2 separate regions of the Homo sapiens genome follow, and region 2 is linked to region 1. Evidence: chromatin loops called from intact Hi-C (ENCODE). Cell type or tissue: B cell. All regions are shown on one strand. Each heading gives the region's core, and the rest is flanking DNA. Links, peaks and the distances in the headings are about the cores only.

Region 1 (10,914 bases), core at 1,943-9,942:
ACAGGCTTAACTTTAAACTTTGCCTGATTACTCAGATTATCTGTATTATACCAATAACAATATTTTACTGACTTTAAAAAAAATCTATCCATTGATTTTCTTACTAATTTCAAATGTTGTAAAAGAATAAAATTTGTCTTGGAGAAGTGAGATTGCAGGGAAGATGGGGAGGACTATAGATGCAGGCCTGGTTGATATATTGTAGTCTCATAAGACTGATAAAATGAGTTGGAAAATTCCCTACTGTTGGTAAATTTTCACCTTTAGCTAAAATACCAAATAATAACTTGCTCATATAATATTTACTATATTTTTAACATTATTGAAAAATTTTAACTTACAATAATTTAAGCATGTATAAAGGCATATGCCTGTGTTTACCTTATTTATTTCTAGACTACTGCAATACTTTTAGAATAAAGAATTCAAATGGATATAAACCGTTACTGAAAAATGTTGTCATTCGTTAAGCAGTAAAAAATCAAAGGAAATGGTCTAGAACTGTGATTCTATCTCCCTATCTTTCTTTCTGGTAATCACTTTGTGGTTACAAACATTATTTTTCCCCAAAAGGTTTTTTCGTTTGTTTGGTTTTTATGCACCGTGCAATCTGTTATAGTTACTGTTTGTAATATGTAGCTCTACAAACATAACGTGTTGCATTGGACTACTCCCAGGTACTCACTGGTTGAATAACTTTTAAATAACAGCATTAATAGTAGCATTACTAGAGAATATAAGTTATATGTTATATACATTATATATGTTCTCTAAGAAGAGGAAAAAGCCTCTACTACTCGGTCTTGCGAAGGTAGGATTTAAAGGAAGTGCCCATATGCTAAAAACTTTGTTTAGCTTGGAAAAATGTTTCAAAAAAGCCCTGTATTGGCATTACCTGGCAAAAAAATTTAAATATATAATTTATTTTCCCATTCAAAAATGTATAATATACTTTAAAAAGAAAAAATGACATTGGACTTTCTAACATAATTTTATATGTGTCTACTGCCTTTAGACTTCCAACCAGTGATGGCAGTGCTTCAAAAGGCAAACAGCAAACCAGTGAACCTGTACACATTTTAAAGAGGTCTTTTGCAAGAACTGTCTCAGTGGTAAGCCATGTTTTAAAAAATTTCAGCTTTTCTCTTCAGTCCTCAGATACATTTTGATGTTTAGAGTTTAGCTGCTCTTGTAAGTTTATCTTAGCCTAGATTTATAAACTCAGATTTGGTTTTGTATTCACATTTATATTCTAGACCACAGATAAAGTATACTTTAAATCATAGAAAAATGGAGGTGTTGGCCTATGATTTTAACATGACCAGATGAATTGGCCTTGCTGTTTTTGAAACAAATAACGATTTGCTTTTCTAGTAAATCATATATGAATGCATATGCTGAATGAATTAGAAAATGAAGGAAAAGTTAAGGATGGTGCTGGCCCAAAAAAGCGTGATTACTACTTGAGGAACTAGGTGGAAGAGTTGCATATCTAACTAGGAAGTTTGTTGAACCACTTGCCATCCCCATTGTACACATGAAGAAGCACAGTGCCATTGAGGTTAACAGTGCAGAATGGAAAGTCAACATGATGTAAATAAATGAAAGTATAAATTAAGGTCTTGATCTCTCATGTATTAATTGAGGATTCTTACGTATGTTACCTAAGTAAATTACATCATAGCATTTTGAATTTCTAATGAGATAAGGGGTGTAAGATGTTTTTGGAACTGTAAGGCACCATCTGAATGTGATTTATTAATATAGCTAGTAGTCTTTCATATTAGTAAAATGCATAGGAAGAATGTTTCTTTCCCTTTTAAATTTATTTTTCAACCCACCAAGTGAATATATATTCCTGGTAGGAATGAGATAAAAGTATCCTAAAAGTATATGAAAGATTTTTCTCCCATTCTCATGATCACCATATATACCTACTATTTACATTTTGGTGTGTATCTTCCCAGACCTTTTTTTTTTTTTTTTTTTGGTGAGGCAGAGTCTCGCTCTGTCGCCCAGGCTGGAGTGCAGTGGCACGATCTTGGCTCACTGCAACCTCCGCGTCCTGAGTTCAAGCAATTCTCCTGCCTCAGCCTCCTGAGTAGCTGGGATTACAGGCGCCTGCCACCACGCCCAGCTAATTTTTGTATTTTTAGTAGAGAGGGGGTTTCACCATGTTGGTGGTGGTCTCGAACCCCTGACCTCGAACAGGCTGGTCTCGAACCCCTGACCTCATGACCCACCCGCCTCGGCCTCCCAAAGTGCTGGGATTACAGGTGTGAGCCACCGCACCCGGCCTTCCCAGACCATTTTTATATGCAAAAAAACTTATTAGTACGTATCAAATACAGGATGCTCTACAACATGCTTGCTTGTTTCTTACGATACTTACAGTTTTCATCTTTTTTAGAAAATTTCGTATTATATATCATGGACATCCTTCCCTGGCAGTACATTTGGCTCTGTCAGTCTTCTCCGTTTGCGTACCATTATTCTAATTTATTCAATCTGATATCTATCAAAGAACCACTTTGATTCTCATTTTTTGTTATTTCATCTTGCTTCATGAGCATCTATACACATACATCTTTAAATACTTGTGTACTTATGTGCATACTTCTACTGGAAATATGCCCATTTAAAGTTTGGTATATCCTCTCAAAGTTGACCTTCCAAAAGAGCCATGGCAGTTTGTAGAGCTTGTGCTTTGAATAAAAGACTATGAGAACTTTGGCTTCTTGGTAACTTTGCATCCTATTAGTCTTAAGTTGAGTTTGGTATCTTTTGATTCAAATAAGGATCTTTGACTCTGTTATGCTTTCTTTAGTGATCTCACTTTTCTGTGCTTGGTAACCCCTTTGTATTTATGTTTAAGTGGTTTTGTGGCCATTAGGTAATTGTAGACTTTATATACAAAACTTATTCAGTCATTTCTTTAAAAGGTAAACTATAGGGCTTAGCACATTGGCTCACGCCTATAATCCCAGCACTTTTGGAGGCCGAGGCAGGAGGATTGCTTGAGCTCAGGAGTTCAAGACCAGCCAGGGCAATATAGTGAAACCCCCATCTAAAAAAACTTAAAAATTAGCTGGGTATGGTGGTGCGCACTTGTAGTCCCAGCTGCTTGGGAGGCTGAGGGGGTGGTGAGAGGATAGCTTGAGTCCAGGAGGTTGAGGTTGCAGTGACCCGTGATCACACCATTGCATTCCAGTCTGGGTGATAGAGGAAGACTCTATCTCAAAAAAAAAAAAAAAAAAAAATTGAATCTATAAACTCGTTTTCAGGAGCTCTGGGATTTGGTGGGAATGGGGCAGTAAGTGCTCTGCTTTGAGATTCAGGTGGTATCTGTTGTCATTTAACCATGATAAAACCAGAAGACTAGAACTGCAAAGAAAATCTACCATCTTAAACTCATATGCTAGAATTTTAAATAATCAAAATAGGAATTTTTTAGTATTTTCTAGTCAATTTTTATCTTCTATTAATGTATTTATCAAAAATTGACTGTAGTTTGTATTGCAAATTTTAATATATAGACATAAAATAAGTTATTTGATACTGTTACTGATATCTAACACTAAAACTCTATTTTATTTTTTACTACAGTGACTGTAAAAAGCTTTATTTTTCTTTCAAGTAAACATGCATTGTTTTATAAGTGCTTCTCATTTTTCCCTTGTTTATATGATAAGCTAGATAGCTGGGTAGCAGGAACACTGAAAAATTTATTTTTAAATAGGTAAATATTGAAGAATGTTGTTTTTAGAAATGCTTAACTACTTTACCTTTTTTGTAACAAACTTCAAAGTTACTGTTGAGGGTAATTTAATAAATGAACTATAAAAGTGTCTTGGGCTCAGTAAAAAAAATTCAATTAAAAAACTCAGTAAAAAAATTCAAAAGAAAGTTTTGAAGTTGTCTACCATTGCCTTTCCATTTGATTCCGTTTATGGTATCATTTGAATTAATTGTTGTCTGTTTTTTCATATTCTGGATTAGGAATGTTTTGAGTCATTGTTGAGTATTCTTCACTGGAGCTGGACCACCTTAGTCTTAGGAGTTGAAGAACTTAGAGGATTAAAAGGATTCCAGTTCACAGCTACACTCCTAGATTTAGAGAGACTGCGCTTTGTGGGTACCTGTTGTCTGAGGTTATTGCGTGTCTATACCTGTGAAATTTACCCAGTGTCAGGTATGATGCATTTTTTTTAAATGACTATAGGGAGAAAATATTAGAGACATTGAGAAGATTTACTTTGAGATAACTGAGAGTTTATGCCCCCCAGCTGCATTTAAGCTGCTTCTAAAATGAGGGGAGAAAGTCAGCTTGCTATGATGCTTATGTATTTGCTTATAAAGAGTAAAATAGATTACATGTCATTCTGATACAAAAAGTAATAGTGGGCCAAAGTTAAATAATCTAATAAAGTTTAATTTTAAACAAATTCTGTCAAATAGAAATATTTTGAACAAGCAATTTGGACTTAAATGCTGAAACTAGGTTTTTATTCCCCCTTCCATTTAGATTAAAAATTGGGACTACACTTAATCTCTAAGTTGTTTCATTTCTAAGATATTAGTACTTGTGATACTTAGCTGTATAGGGAATTACTGAATTATATTGATTGTTTTCATGCATATTTAATATTTTGCTTAATTACCAATCTGCTTTTTCCCCCTCAAAGCTACAGGAAAAGCAGTTGTAGAAGAAACTAGCAAATTAGCAGAGTGTATTGGAAAAACCAGAACTTTGTTAAGAAAAATTTTATCAGAAGGAGTTGATCACTGCATGGTGAAATTGGATAATGATCCTCAAGGATATCTCAGTCAACCCTTGAGTCTTCTAGAAGCTGTCCTTCAGGAATGTCATAATACTTTCACTGCCTGCTTTCATTCTTTCTACCCAACTCCTGCCTTACAGTGGGCTTGCCTTTGTGATCTGCTGAATTGTTTGGATCAGGTAATTTAAGTTTGTAAAATGTTAGTTGAAAATCTGATATATTGCTTAATACTCTTCAAGAAAATAAATTGCAGTTGCCATATCTTCTTAACTTGTATAAAAGATAAATTAGGAAATCATTCGGTGTACATGACTTATATAAGCAAAGTTTAAAATTTTTTAAATCTGCTTCATCATCTTTTAGTTACAAAATTGGTAGGCACATTGTGCAGTTGCTGATTGGTTTTTGAATTGGAGTGAGTGATTCTGAGAGAGGGAGAGAGGAAAAGAACCATAGTGACCAGGGGAGAGCAGGGATAGCACCAGGAGGCCCCCGCCACCCTCATCTGTGAGAACAGGAAGGAGAGAGAGCTGAGAGAACAGTCATACTAGCATTGTTCATTCATTCATGAGGAAGCCACAACCTTTGTAAACCTTTATGCACCAAGTCACAGAGTTTCACAACACCTGAGGCAAAACACTGACAGAACTACAGGGAGAAATAGATTCACATTGACAGCTGGGGACTTTAACACTCCTCTTTCAGTAATTAATAGAGGAACTAGGCCAAAAACATCAGCGATGCAGATTTGAACAGTACTGTCAACCATCTTGATCTGACATTTACAAAACAGGATATGAAACTGCAAAATACATATTCTTTTCAAGTACACATGATTTTTAAAAGAAATATTTGGGACCATTCACTAAGGTAGATCATATGCTAGACCATAAAATGTCTTAATAAATTTCAAAAGATTAAAATGTGAAAGAATATATTTTCAGACCACAGTAGAATTACAGTAAAAATCAATAGCAAAGGATATCCAGAAAAAGCACCAAACATTTGGAAAATGACAGCACTTCTAAGTAAGCAGTTGATCAAAGAAGAAGTTATAAAGGAAATTTTAAAATGTTTCACATAGAAAGATAAAAACATAATATCAGAATTTGTGGGATTTAGCTAAAGCATTGCTTAAAAGAGCTCTTTATACCCTTAAATGCTTATATGAAGAAGAAAGGTTTAAAATCAGTGACCTAAGCTGCTATGTTAAGAATCTAGAAGGAAAAGCAAATCTAACCCAAAGTTAGAAGGAAGGAAGGAAATAATAAAGATAAGAGCAGAAATCAATGAAATAGAAAGTAGAGAAAATTAACACAGCTAAAAGTTGGTTTTTTGAAGAAAAAAAGTTGGTAAACTCCTAGCAAACCTGACTGGGAGAGAAGAGAGAAAGAAAAAACATGAAATACCATAATCAAAAGTGAAATAGGGGTTCACCGGGCACGGTGGCTCATGCCTGTAATCCCAGCACTTTGGGAGGCTGAGGTGGGTGGATCACTTGAGGTCAGGAGTTCGAGACCAGCCTAACATGGCAAAACTCAGTCTCTACCAAAAATACAAAAATTAGCCAGGCATGGTGGTGCACAGCTGTAATCTCAGCTACTCGGGAGGCTGAGGCACGAGAATTGCTTGAAGGCGGGAGGTGAAGGTTGCATTGAGGCAAGATTGTGCCACTGCACTCCAGCCTGGTGACAGAATGATACTCCATCTCAAAAAAAAAAAAAAAAAAAAAAAAAAAAAGAAATAGGGACTATCACTATAAACAACTTTATACTGGTGAATTTTTCAGCCTTAGAGGAAGTTGACAAATTCCTTGAAAAATATAATTTTATCAAAACTAACACATTAAGAAATAGAAAAATCTGAATTGCCTCATATCCATTTAAAAATTATCAAAAACTTTCCCACAAAGAAAATTTCAAGTCCAAATATTGTCATTTATGAATTCTGTTAAACATTTAAGAAAGAAATAATGTCAACCTTTTACAAAGTCTTTTGGAAAATACAGGAGGCAACACTTCCCAACTAATTTTATGAGTTTAGCTTTATCCTATACCAAAACCTAACTAAGATACTACAAGGAAAAATTACAGATGAATATCACTCAGAAACATAGATGCTCTTAAAAATATTATCAAACCAAATTGAACATGTAAACAATATATCATAACCAAGTGGGATTTATCTTAGAAATACTTAGTTAAATAATTGAAAATCGATGTAATTTACCATGTTAACTGAAAAAAGAAGGCAAATTGATGATTTCCTCCATATAGCTACAGGAACAGTGGTTGATGAAACTAGCAGTTACTCAATGATGAAAACCTCTCAGGAAAGTAGGATATAAGGAAACTCCTAAATCTGATAAAAAGATATTTACAAAAAAATCTTCACTAACAACATCCCACTTACTGGTGAAATCTGAATATGCCCCTAAGTTTGGAAACAAGACACGTGGTATCTACACTCACCACTTATATTCAGCAGTGCACTGGAAGTCCTAGGCCTCCCCGCCCTCCTTCGTGAAAAAAATCATTGTCATCACTAATGCATCCCAGGCAACTTTGCATCCATGTAGCAGAGTAGTATGTTTTACCACTCAATTTCCAGGGGCAAGATTATTGCCTGGACTAGTGCACAACTTAATTACTCTCTCACTCTGAACCTTCCCAGTCTGATATGGTTCTTTTCTTCTTTGCTACAGAACAGGCTAGATTTAGCAAATGTTGGTTTAACATATGGAATGTTACTCTGCTTTTATGCTTAACTTTGTAACACAGATGTTTGAAGGACTAGGTAATGTGTACACAATTTTGTGAATTAGGATATCATGTGTTGGCTTTAATGCTTTTTTATGAAATTTTGTAAGTATGCTACTAATTTTTCTTGGTAAATTATGGAATGTGATAATATAATTTTGTGACCTTAGTGAAATGTGCTTGTAATAGCACAGATTTATAATTTGCATCATTTATTATTTGAGAAAAATAGTCTCAGTCCTTATTGAAAATACCTTAGATACATTCTAATTGGGGCCTTTTTGGCATCTCCCTTTGAAACAGTGCTAGAGAGTACTGTGATTGTGAGGATATGAAAATATAAAAATGCTCATTTACTAGAGGACAGGAGCCTGATTTTTCTTGACCAGACTTAATTTTTCATCTTCATTGAATAGAAACTTAAACAATTTTTTAAATATATAGATGTAGTATTATTCTATAACAAGACAATTTAAATGACAGAGTGACAGAAAATTTTGGTATAATTTAAAAGATGGTTTACCTTTTATGTATTCAGAAACTTAGATTATACTGATGCTATATTTTTTGGTTGGGGGGCCATATTTTTGTTTTTAAAAGGATATCCAAGAAGCAAACTTCAAGACATCAAGTAGCCGACTCCTTGCAGCTGTTATGTCAGCTCTGTGTCACACGTCTGTTAAGCTGACTTCCATCTTCCCGATTGCGTATGATGGAGAAGTATTACTACGATCAATTGTTAAACAAGTTAGTACAGAGAACGACTCAACACTAGTTCATCGTTTTCCCCTTTTGGTGGCACATATGGAAAAACTCAGCCAGGTAGGTCTGTCTCTGAAATCTTTTATACAGAGGCACTAAAACTCTAAATGGTTTTATTTATTGCCTCTTTTATACAGAGGCAATAAAACTATAAACACACCAAGCTAAGCGTATTTAGCTTGGTGCTTATTCTTCTCTATTTTTAAGTATATTTACAAAATGATTATTTTAAATATTTTTGAAAAATGTTCATATTTACCTATAAAATGAAGTTTTTTTGCTCTAACGGTTTAATCACACACCTTTAAAAAAATTTGAGAGTTATACAATGAATACCTACATATTTGTTTTTCCTGAACCATTTGAAGGTAAGTTGCAGATACTTTACATTCTAATATAATATTTTAGATTTCTAAGATAGAACAATAAGAAAATAAAGGATTTTTAAAATATCTACTTAATAACACTTTGGTATATTAAAATAAGCACTGTAAATAATAGGTATAGGAAACATTCACATAAATCATTTTCATGCTGGAAATCAGCTAAATTAATCATCTTTTCCCTTTTTTCTGAAAAATAAAGTATTTTTCCTTTATTGAGACTCTGTGACTTCTTGAAATTTTTCTACCGGTAGGGGTTGGAATTTTCTTATCTCCACTTAGGAAAACAAATACAGTAGAAATTATAAAACTACATAGGAATCATATGTGTGTACAAAAAGAATTTTGTTAAAAAAGTGATTTACACAGACTACAGTTGCATTACAGCTAAATATACTAGAATTTATTATCTCAGATTAAGACCTTGTCCTATAGAAAAAGCTTTTTATTTTTGTTTTTTAAGACTAGCTCATTCTGTCACCCAGTCTACAGTGCAGTTGTGCCATCGCAGTTTACTGCAACCTCAACCTCCTGGACTCAAACGATCTTCCCACCTCAGCCTCCCAAGTAGCTGGGGCTGTAGGCACATACCACCACACCCAGCTAACTTTTTAAAAAAACATTTTGTAGAGACAAAGTCTTACTATGTTGCCCAAGCTGGTCTCAAACTCCTGGCCTCAAGTGATCCTCCCATCTCAGCCTCCCAAAGTGCTGGTATTGCTGACACCACGCCCAGCCAAAAAAGCTTTTTAAATGGAAAGAAGTTTTCTGTCTGTCATATAGAATTGTAAATTGAAAGTTAAATAAGAGAATAAAATAGGACTCAAAGCTAATAAAAACATTTCGTAAATGTATGGTACTTTGATACGCAGAGACAGATAATTCAAAAAAGAACTTCTAAGTGAAAAGTGGCTCCACATATAACCAGAAAGATTTGTAGAAATTGACCCTGATTCAAGTCTGAATTTTAAGAGTATCAGAAAGACAAGGTTTTCAAATTGAGTACTCCTATGAAGGAAAATAAAACAATACCTTAGAACTTTTTCTTATGTATCGCAGAGTGAAGAGAATATCTCAGGGATGACAAGCTTCCGTGAAGTTCTGGAGAAAATGCTGGTCATTGTTGTGCTACCAGTCAGGAACAGCCTGAGGAGAGAAAATGAACTCTTCTCCTCCCACCTCGTCTCTAACACCTGTGGATTACTGGCCAGCATTGTCAGTGAACTGACAGCGTCAGCCCTGGGATCTGAGGTAATACATTATATTTTGACACTGGATAAAAAGCACATGTGTAAGTTTTTTACACAGTTTCTTTTTTCAACTATTTTGGCTTTGTGGAAGCTAATTTCAGATTGGATTAGCAACCCCAATGCATTGTTTTTCTTTTTTGCCTTTCTCTCCACCTCCTACTTTCTCTGATTTGTTACTTCTCTCTCACCAGTTTACCCAGCATCCACAGGAATATAAAGTATACATTTTCCTCATAGAGCAGGTCGTCATCTGCCCCATTGCACAAGCCCACCACCATGCCCCGTGAAAAGCAAAGATAGTTCTCACTGCTGGAAGATGAGTAACATTGCTGAAGTCAGGCCCTACTCATAGTGCACACATAGTGTGGGAAAGGTAATGAGGTTTAGACTTCAGCTCTGCCCACTCAACCGACCCTAGAGAAATACATACTTAAAATTGGAATAATAATTTTTATTTCACCTCTATCACAGGTTTTTTGAAATTATAGTAAAATATACATAATATAAAATTTGCCATTCTAATCATTTTTACGTGTACAGTTCAGTGGCATTAAATGCATTCACTTTGTTGTACTTAGTTGTACATTATCACAAAGTTTTCAAAGTCTCAAATATTATGTTTGAGAAAATCACTTTGAAAGTGCCTTTACATTTTGTAAAGTAACATTATTCCATTTCACTGCCTTACTCTTTCTTATAACTTAACTGAATGTTTTGACTGAATTTGGGGAATGTTTCTGTTTTTTCCTCCTAAAAAACAGACAGTAGATTGGTTTGGAAAATCATGTCCTAATATGAAATATCTTACATCATTCAAATGAATGTTTAATAATCAGCATATATTCAGTGGCCCTAGCTCCCAAGTTCTTGTCAAGGAACTTCTTTTCTCTATTTTACTTTTATAATTCCTAATCTTTGCTTTTTTTAAAAAATTTATTTTAACACCTATTCTGAATTAACCCATCCAATATATACACAT
Region 2 (10,914 bases), core at 1,632-9,631, 50 kb after region 1:
AATGTGTTTCTTACTGCTTTAACTTTGGACAGTATATTTTTCTGGTAATATAACCAAGTAACTTCTGTTTCTTAAAATATAAATATAAGGGAAGGAAGACTCATATTCCTTTGGGAAACATCTGATTTTACTGTTTATGTATCTTAAAGTGTGGTTTCCTTGTGTTTTTATTCCTAAGTGAAATTGTTTTTACAGTCTTGCCACATGAATTACCATATTGTGTTGGCACTCTTTGCTGCTTTTTTTTTCCCTGGAGGGTCTCTCAGACTTACTTTCTGCAAAAACTAGATGCTTAATCTGCACATGCACCATCATTTTTCTGCTTTGCAGACTTTCAGACCTTGCTAGCCTCATAGGACTTACAGGAAGGCCTGGCTTGTTTCTGTTGCTTTTTTCTATAGATCCATAATGATGATGGTGTGTGGCTGAGGCTGAATGATGAGACAATAAAGAAGTATGTCCCTAACATGAATGGTTACACTGAAGCCTGGTGCCTCTCTTTTAATCAACATCTTGGCAAGAGTCTTCTGGTCCCTGTTGACGTAAGTAAAAGGTGGTTTTAAAAAGCATTATAGATACACGCTGTTTGTTTTACAGAGCTTTCTTTAATTAAGGCTTTTCAGTTCTGAGGTAACCCACAACTAAGTAACCTTTACTTTACAATTTCTTGAATTCTTAAGGGCTTCTGTGTAATGAAAGTGAAGTTTGGCAAGGTTAAGGCCCTTAGTGCAGATTATGATCCATCACAGATAGGCAGGAAGTAGTAAATTTAATTAATTGCTACTTAATTAAAACTACTGAATTCCTTTCAAAGAGGTAGAAAATGAGAGTGGTTACATTTTTTTCTTTCTTATTTATACAGCTGTGTGGAATGAATTCCAAACTAAAGTTTATGAACTCAGAATTATACATTCAAAAACATGTATAAATGTATGTTATGTTCACATTTTGCAGATAGTTCTGTGTGTTCTGTCTAATTTTGACTCTCTTCCTTCTCGGCTTATAATACTATTATTTAGATTTGTGGTGCTCCGTTGTATTCTAGTTGAAGTTAAATCCTAGTCTTTGAGAGAATTCATTGTACCTCCTTGTTGAGTATAGTAGAATAGAGCCAGTGTTCACAAGATTGCTACTTCATGAAGTATAATAATAACCCACACTTCGTTTTATATATTAACCAGGAAAGAATGATTTTTCCTTTTTTCATTACCATCAAATGTGTGTGCTCTTTAGGATAGAGCTAATAAATAGCACGGGTAAAATTTTATTTAAAAACTTAGTATTTTAAACAGTTGAATTTCTTAAAAATCCGTTTATAAAGTTAGCTTATTGTATCAAACCATTCAGTATATTCCATTTGACTTTCTCCTTGATTGTCCATAATAATGTTCTCCAAAGCAGTAGTTTATATAATACAAGACAATTCTTTGGTGAAGAAAACATTGGAATTTCTATTTCTATTTATTGATCTCATTCTTTTTTATATGCTTTTGTGTATGTTTTATAATAGCACAGTGGAGACTGTATATAGACAGAGAGCAAGAAAGAGAAGGAAGATATGTGATCAAGAAGATTTAGAGTGTTGGCTTACTGCTTTACGGAGGTTAAGTTGAACAATGATACATCTATAAGTAAAATACTAAATTTTAAATTAAAAAATTACATCAATTACGTCTTATTAAATTTTCCTCAGATTTATACCTGCAGTTAAAAATAAAAAGGATTTTGACCCTCTATGAAAGTGTATTTTAAAGAGATAATTATAGCAACCACTTTTGTACAGTTTTTTTTTCCAATATAGACTTTTTTGTTGGGCAAGGGGGAGTTGGTTTTTGTTTTTTATACAGATGGGAGAGCCAGGCGAGGTGGCTCACGCCTGTAATCCCAGCACTTTTGGAAGCCAAGGCCAGTGGATCACCTGAGGTCAGGAGACCAGCCTGGCCAACATGGTGAAACCCCGTCTCTACTAAAAATGCAAAAAATTAGCCAGGTGTGGTGGCGGGCACCTGTAATCCTAGCTACTCTGGAGGCTGAAGCGGGAGAATCGCTGGAACTCAGGAGGTGGAGGTTGCAGTGATTCAAGATCACGCCACTGCACTCCAGCCTGGGAGACAGAGCGAATCTCTGTCTCAAAAAAAACACAAAAATATAGAGATGGGGTCTCACTATGTTGCCCAGGCTGGTCTCAAACTCCTGAGCTCAAGCGATCATCTTACCTTGGCCTCACAAAGTGCTCATATTACAGGCATGAGCTACCACACCTGGCCATTGTGTGTTTTATTTAAGAAAATTTTCTTAAGTCCCTAATAAAATGTTATTCCAGATTATATTATCTTTTCTACCTTCCTAGTCCAAATTTTCTCTGATTTCTTTGCTCATTTGAGGAGCTGCTTTTGGGAGAGAAAGATACTCACACAGATAAAGCAAGTCAATAAACAAAAGTAGAAAGGAAGAGCAAGAAGTACCATCTGTCACAATTCTGAATCCCACGATTTTATTTTAAAGCATTGTGTTCTGTTACTTGATGCTTTTGAACCCCATCCAAGAGACAATCTGTAGTAGACAGTCTCCTTAAGGTCAGGGAAAGAAGGGAGTAACAAAGGTTAGAGGAGCGGTAAGGAGTGGAGTGAGGCATACAGATACTTGTGGGTGGTTTTCACTGGAATGTGAGTGCGGAGGTTGTTAATGTAAACAGCTCAAGAGTGTCTGGTATTGTTAGGAAGCTAGGGTTTTTTTGGTTTCTTCATTTTAAGAGTAGTAGTGACTTGAGAGTTTTATAAGTTAAAAGAAAGATACTAGTAGAAAAAGGGAGAAATTAAAGATATAGATGACAAGACTGAAGACTGAGAAACAGGAGGAGGAAATGGAATTAAGGGCACCTTAGAGAGCTTGCTTCTGTAAAAGAGAGGGGAATATGCATGGCAGTAGTTATGTTTTAGAGGAGGGAGGGACGAAGGGAAGAGGTTGAGGGAGACTACAAGTTCCCTTAAAATAGAAGATAGGAAAACGATCAGTTCAGAATCAAAAGAATGAGTTAAGTTAGGGGGTTGAGAAATGCAATGAATATTTGAAATATTGTTTGAAGGATTACTGGGCCACTAAAGACTCAATGAGACCACTGTATAGACCCAACTGGAATCCCCTGCCTAGTCCTTTATTGCCCTAAGTGTCTGGAATTAAAAGAGCCAAGAAAGAGCCAAGAAAGCAAATTATAGTACTAGTTGCTGAGCTGCTGTGACAGAAATAGCAATTAAGATTATCAGTTCTGGGAATGTGGACTCAGACCTAAGTTAGAAATGTGAAAGGACAAATGGAAGGTCCAAGGGATTTAGAAGATTTAATAAAATCCTAGAACAATATAGTGAATGCACTATAGTTAAAGAGTTGGAAAAATGCAGGCAATAAAGTAGAATATTTGTATTTGATATCATAGGTAGGGCACTTTAACAAATGAGATACTCTATTACATTGCCATGGGAGGGTGGCTGAAGTGCAGTGCACGTGGAAGTCACTACAAGTGCCTAAGTCTAGGAACTAAGAAGTTAGGCAGGTGGAAGATCATCTGCATGGACTTGAAGACACACAGATGATGTGACTCACAAAGTTAAAGATAAAAACAGGCTGGGCACGGTGGCTCACGCCTATTATGCCAGCACTTTGGGAGGCCAAGACGGGTGGATCACAAGGTTAGCAGTTCAAGATGGTGAAATCCTGTCTCTACTAAAAATACAAAAATTAGCCAGGCGTGGTGGTGGACGCCTATAGTCCCAGCTACTCAGGAGGCTGAGGCAGAGAATTGCTTGAACCCAGGAGGCAGAGGTTGCAGTGAGCTGAGATCACACCACTGCACTCCAGCCTGGGTGACAGAGTGAGACTCCGTCTCAAAAAAAAAAAAGAAAAAAAAGATAAAAACAATGTGTTTACCATTGGAGGAAGGGGTCCATAAGACACAATTTAAAGTCATGGGGGGATGGGAATAGTTTGGATCAGGAAGAAACAGAGCAGTTTGGTATAAAAATGAAAGAACAGGTAGATGACATAAGGATTTATGTTTTGGGTGGTGATCAAAGATGACAGATGGGGTACAGTATGGCAAAATTAATTGGCATAGGGCTCTAAACAGATCTGGGATAAAGTTACTTCAGTACAGGTATTAACTGAGGACTCATACAGAGTCAGAGGCCTGGCATAGGCAGGGACAGGTATGATTTTCTGTAGGGACTAGGGCAGACCCCTTACGCAGTCAGTACATTTTTTTTATGAGTATCTGACTGTGCAGGGCTAAACATGGTAGGACATAGAATAATGATTCCCTCTCATCTTCTCAAGGAAATAACACACCTAAATAGTTGCATCTTGCTGCCTCTTCTTTTGTATGTCTTATACATTTACTGCTGGAAAAACTATCTTTCTCCCTTCTTACTTCAGTTCGTTTAAAGTAAATGAACTTTAATCATGGCTGTTAATTGTAAAACATGACTCAATAAAAAAATGAAAGCTGGGAGATATGAAATCAAATTAGAAGTATTCAAACACCAATGCTGCTAACTTAAAAAGAAGTGAAAGTACTGAAAAGTTGCCTTCAGCACTGTTTGTGTCTATCTCTTCAACCTTTTCTAGTTAAAACAATTTTGTATTGACATCAATGTGTGCACGTTATTTGGATCCCAACTCAAACAAACTATAGAGAGAGGAATGGGGGCAGAGATTGGAAGTTTGAACACTGACTGAATGTTGGATGAATTATTTTTAAAAATAAGATTACTATAATTACCCATTTTAGATAATCCTTAAAGTGATCTTGTCATGCTGTCTTGTTTACTCATGTTTTAGAATTCGTGTATTCATCGTTAAGTATGAACTTTAGCTCAATTTGGATCTATCAGTCTTTCTATTTAAACACCATATTTGACTGAAAAATATTCATATCCTAATTTAGTTCAAAGTGACTTTAACTGTTTTTAGTAATGCTCTAGTTGAGAGACAAAATAACATTAGACATTCATATTATGACTGTATCGTTTCCAAAATAATTTTTAAGTCAATGGGAAAGATAGAGCTAAATAGATGAAGGGTTCAGATCCTCTGTGAGGCATTCATTATCAATTATGTAGAACTTTTTGCCCTTTTTAGAACACTTTTCCTTTTTTTTTTTGTTATTTTTGTTGTTGTTTTTTGTTTTGTTTTTTGTTTGTTTGTTTGTTTTTACAGCACCTTGCCCTGCCACCCAAGCTGGAGTTCAGTGGCACGATCTTGGCTCACTGCAACCTCCACCTCCCAGGTTCAAGCGATTCTTATGTCTCAGCCTCCCAAGTAGCTGGTATTACAGGCATACACCACCACACCCAGCTAATTTTTGTATTTTTAGTAGAGACGGGCAGGGTTTTACCATGTTGGCCAGGCTGCTCTCGAACTCCTGGCCTCAAGTGATCCACCTACCTTGGCTTCCCACAGTGCTGGGATTACAGACTGGGATTAAAGACGTGAGCCACTGCACCCGGCTGAGAACATGCTTTCCAGTTTTATGTCTTAAGAGTCTTTGTTTTGTTGTCTAATTTATCTAGAATGGTTTCACTTCCATTTTTTTCTAATCTTAAGTTGTCCAGACTCAAAAATTGGTTGGTGATCTTCTCTTTATTTTCCATTTTTGCTATAGTCATTAATTCATTAATTGCTCATTTAGTAAATATTTGAGTTCTTATTCGTAGAATTCTTATTTGCATTCTTGTTAGTAATAAATACTAAGCTGGAAAGTAGGCATTGGGTGGAGATGCAGAGGGGAGGGATACAGAGTAAATAACATGGGGTGAAGTTCTGATCCTTGGAGTACTCACCATGTAATGTGGTAGACATACCATATTCACATAATTAAATTGCATTGTGATAAGTTGTGGAATGGCTTCACTTAAGTGACATTTGAGGAGGACTTGAAGAAAAGTTGCCAGGAAACAGTAAAGGAATTTCTAGACAGAGAATCAAATGTTCAGAGTTATGGGGACATGCTATGTATGTGAACTAATGAATAGTTGATATAGGTAAAGCAGAGAATTGAGGGTGGAAAACAGATATGTACTGGGGAGAATAGCTTTCTCTCTTCCTTCTCAGGCAGCACTTAATCTGTAGAAGTAGAGAAGGCTTACTTCTTTCTCCAGCTACCCATAATATTTGTTTTTCTTGCCTTCAGCCCATTTGTGTTTATGTACCTCTTATTTCTGTTTTTAAGCTACTTAAGGATAAGGACTCATTCAGGATCCCTTCTCACTCACATTTGTTTCTTCCTAAGCATTAAAAATTACACTTTGCTCATAGTAGGTTTTCACAGTTTGTTGATGCTTTACACATTTGTGGATGCTTAATTTTAGTTCTTTGCATTTGATATGATCATTCTGTTTAAAATAATTTCTAACATATATATGCTCCTTGCCTTAATTATCTCATTTAATCCTCATTGTGACCCTGTGATGTTAAGCATATTATAATTCTCATTTTTGCAATGAGTAAAGATAGCCACTCACCCAGGATCACAAGTAGAAAGTAGTGGAGCTGGTATTGGAACACCAGTTGATATGATTCCAAAGCCCATGCATTTATGTTCCGTATGCATTAATCTAGTGGAGAGATAAGGATAAATATAGTTATAAAAGGATGAAGCAACTATAGCTGTAATAATCCTGTTACTTTGACTAGAACTGCCAAACTACAGAAAGATAAATACTTATAACCTTAATGGTTGAATGAGGATGAATACCATATGTATTGAAGATGACATGAGTTATTCTTTGATTGCATACCTGGGGAACATTGATTGATTTTAAATTAAAATTCTGAAGATGTGGAATCTGCAAAATGTGAGCTAGTAGAATGTTTCAAATATCAGGGACAATGCAAGTAAAAAGATGAAGAGAGAATTTATTATGCACCTACCAAGGAAGACATTAGACTCTGGAATCACAAGCTTAATTTTTTGGAAAACAAGTGTACTTCTATGATAGGAGATGTTAATGGTTTCAAACTTACACACCCAATTCTTTGGGTACTCTGTCAAAAATGAGATCTTTTAACATTGTGAGGGGGGTTGAGTGGAAGAGAAAGTTTATATCAAGGGAAGTAGATGATAGACAAATGGAAGTATTCTGAGGTATCTTTATAGTTCCCATATAATCTGAATTCTTACAGAATTGAGTTTCTGTATATCTCCATGCATTTATACAGATTACTTCTTATTTTAGGCTGATGGGTGTTCACATATAGAAAGTATACTGATTTTCCAAATTTTGGAACCTGAAAGATTTGAAGTAGAGTTGAAGAGAAAGTATCATTTGTTAATCTTGTTTGTATAGCTTCACCTGGGTTAATTGATAAAATTGGCAAATGTTTCTTGCATTTTAAATCCAATTTCATTCCTTTTTACCTAATAACATTAAATCCAATTTCATTCCTTTTTGCCTAATAACACTTAGCAGTCACAGCTTTAACATACCCCAGATTTCCTGATTTTGTTAATAGCTTTGTGTGTATGTGTATACATAACCCGTGTTTTAATCTCAATAATATTAACTTAATACAACATTAGTAAATGTGCTGTTCTTATATGGTTAAGAACAGCTTTATTTCATTCTTTAGCTTAGTGTTAAAGTTTCGTAAACAGAATGAGATTAAAACAGTTAAATTAAGATTGTAATAATATATATACGCTATTCTTAATTTTCCTGAGTCATTTCATCATTTTGCTTTAACAATGGCAATTCTTAGCTTTGTGCTTATCTAACACAAGGAAAGATTTTTTTCTTTTATTTGCATGAGCATTTGGCATGGTTGGTCACTTATTTTCACTGTGATAATTATTCACTTGTTGGTCTCTTTTCTACGCCATGAAAGATTATCAGCTTAGAGTTGCAATTTGGTGTTCATTAATTTAGTTAGATTCCCAGTATGCTTTAATTTTCTAATTTTCTTGACAGAACTTTTCTGCCTTTAAAATAGTATTTGAGAATGAAATGTTATTTTATATATATGTGTGTTCGTATATACACATGCACACACAAGCTGTGCTTATAATAATCTGTGAAATTATACTATATGAAAGCTAACATATTTTAATAGTGAGAAATTGGGGCTTTGGAAAAATTAACATTTTCCTGAATGTTCATATCTTTAGACTAAAACATTTCTAAATTTCCAAAGAACACTATTCAAGTGTGTGTGTGTGTGTGTGTGTGTTTGTTTGTGTGTGTGTGTGTGTGTGTGTGTTTGAGATGAAGTCTTGTTGTTGCCCAAGCTGGACTTGAACTTCTGGGCTCAAGGAGTCCTGCCTTCTCAGCTTCCCACGTAGCTGTGACTACAGGCATGTACTACCATGCCGAGCTATATTTTTAAATTATTTTGTAGAGACGAGGTCTCTCTGTCTTATCCAGGCTGGTCTCGAACTCCTGGATTCAAGCAATCCTCCTGTCTCAGCCTTCTGAATAGCTACGAGTATAGGCATGCACTACTCACCCAGCTATTCAAGTATATTTTATTTTTAAACTCCAGCTTTCTGTTAGTCAAATTTCTGCTTCTTGATAAATGCAGTTTTATTAGGACATTGCATTTTGAAAATAATCTTAGGGTAAACCAGTGTGAATTAAGAATTTTCTACAACTGCAGAACAAAAGCAAAAAAGTATAAAGTTTCAATTTACATGGAAGCATATACAGAATTGATTTTATTGGCAATTTATTACCACAGTTAGCAGTTAACATCATTTTAAAATATCATTGTACATGTTGTTGACTGAGAAAGCACTTATGTTTGCACATTGACTTAAAAGAGAGACATAAGCTTTAAATATTGTCAACCAGTCATCACATTGCTTCTTTATCACTAACTTTACCTGCATTACTTTTAACAATTGCCTTTCATGTTACTTTAATACTAGAATAATTTATGCTAAAAAATAGAATACGCTAAAAAAAAGTGATATTGTTTTATGTCAAAAAGTCTGTCCCACTATGCTTTGTAAGGGAGAAAAACCCATTGACCAAGTACTCTACAAATTCTTATATACGTGGATGAACCAGTATAGACATTTTTCCCCTAAAACATAGCACTTCAAAATGCTCTGCAATATGTTTTTCACTTTACCTAAAGAGAAAGGACGTATTCCCTATCCACTTTTAATTAGGGGGCAGTTGGCTTTGGTTTTGGTTTACATTTATTTGTAGGCATATTATTAGACACTTTGTTTAGAGTTTTATATGTCTTATATTTATGAATTAGTATATATTTATGTAGATGGGTGTGTACCCACATTCATCTGTACATATATATGTATATATCCATATATATATATGGATATGGAAAATATAGAACTAGAAAACAGTAAATAAAGTCTCATTATCTAAAATGAGATAATGAGAAAAGTTTCATTATCTAAAATGAGATAATGAGAAAAGTTTCATTATCTAAAATGACTTATAATTGATAAGGAATTTTGATGTTTCTTTTTTGTTGAAGTCTTAGTTGATCTTTTTTATTAATATTTTGAATGTCCTCTTTTTTGGTTCAAAATAACCGTTTATCATAATATTTACATAAGCAATAAAATTGTGCAATTGCTACTCACTAGAAAGATTTTAATTTCAAATCAGATAAATATAGATTGATAGCATGAGATAACTACGAAAATGTATATCATTTAAATTATCAGTAAAACATTTTGTGAAGATGTTAATTTTTCTAGGATAACGTTTCTGTGAATTAATTGTTCCTTAACAAAACATTTTTAGACTTAAACTTAGAGATCCTAAATGCTCTGCATTTCCTAAACTTTGAGATAGAGAAAAGTAGGCCTGTCTTTTGATAAAATTGATTACATTTTTATCTTTTGATAAAAAATTGATTGTATGTATTATGTTTTTCTTATCAAATTTGTTAGTAGCATTCAGAAACATTTCCAAATGAATTTTTTCCTACTTATAAAGGGAAGGAAAATTGAAAAAAATGACTCAGACTTTTTATTTTTTACTTTTTTAGTTTTTATTTTTATTTTTGTACTTCAAAAAGTGATAAGTTCACGTAAACTACATGCCATTATTATTCATAATGATAATTGCATTTTCTATACAATCGATATCATTTCCATTTTTATTATAAAACAGCAGACTGGTTTCTGTCATAAAACAAATCTGGCTTGTATTAGAACAAATACATCCTCATTTAAAGAATTTTAAGGTTTCTTTCTTGCATTGAGTATCTTAAGCTTTATAACAACGTCTGGCTCTTAATTTTAGTAAATGGCATGACACACTATATCCATGGAGAGCTTCTGACAAAAACTTACTTATCAGACAGAATTTCTTCGGTGTGTTGTTTACTCAGATGGCTTCAGTTTCTCTTTAGTAAAATAATATTTCCATGTTGGTGCTAGAGTACAGAAAAATGTTGTTACTGTGCACGCATCTTCTGCAGATGATATCCTGTTCCCTTTCTTTGTTGATATTTTTCTTTCTTAAACTTTGTTGCTCAGAATATCTTTAATGCTAGCCAAGGAGTCAGGGATTTGGACGTATTTTCATGGACTTCCAAAGCTTTTTTCCCCCAGGTGAGTTAACTGTAAGGAACAATAATATTTTATTCAGGTATTTCAGCATGTATAACAAATTTTGTGTCTTTAAAACCTTTGCTTAAGATTAATAAAACCTTTTAACCAAAAAAAGATCTATATGAAGTGCTGCAATTGAGTTTTCTCACTCCTGCCAAAAAGAATGTATTATTAGTTTAAGTGATACTTCCACATGACTTCAAATTTGCTATATTTAGTTTTATGAGTAGCTTTTCCAATGACTATATCTAAGATTAGTGTTTTCACAACTAACTTATTTAGGTGACAGTGTCCTGGCCTTATGGCTCTTTTATTTTTTCTGCTGCCAACAC

Evidence for each region. Hi-C counts contacts between places; a loop is a spot of excess contacts. Peaks named below come from ENCODE experiments on the same cell type or tissue, not always from the same donor. Only the 100,000 strongest peaks of a DNase experiment are listed, where the experiment ranks them.
Region 2: a loop joins it to region 1, with 1.8 times the contacts of the local background. A loop is called at or near these places in 5 of 110 quality-filtered maps.

What each region holds. Positions count from the first base shown.
Region 1 is chr13:77,179,149-77,190,062 of GRCh38, reverse strand. MYCBP2 (MYC binding protein 2) reads left to right here. Exons shown (of 83, transcript NM_015057.5): 30 at 1,016-1,112; 31 at 4,000-4,192; 32 at 4,686-4,960; 33 at 8,141-8,362; 34 at 9,745-9,936. Among named protein-coding and RNA genes, the nearest start is that of MYCBP2-AS2, 100 kb to the right of the region's middle. RefSeq lists an enhancer at 5,228-5,277. In B cell, for the core only: no CTCF peak of the experiment used is centred there; a DNase peak (open chromatin) is centred at 5,452; H3K27ac peaks cover 3,113 bases.
Region 2 is chr13:77,128,824-77,139,737 of GRCh38, reverse strand. MYCBP2 (MYC binding protein 2) reads left to right here. Exons shown (of 83, transcript NM_015057.5): 52 at 402-542. Among named protein-coding and RNA genes, the nearest start is that of MYCBP2-AS2, 53 kb to the right of the region's middle. In B cell, for the core only: no CTCF peak of the experiment used is centred there; no DNase peak of the experiment used is centred there; H3K27ac peaks cover 330 bases.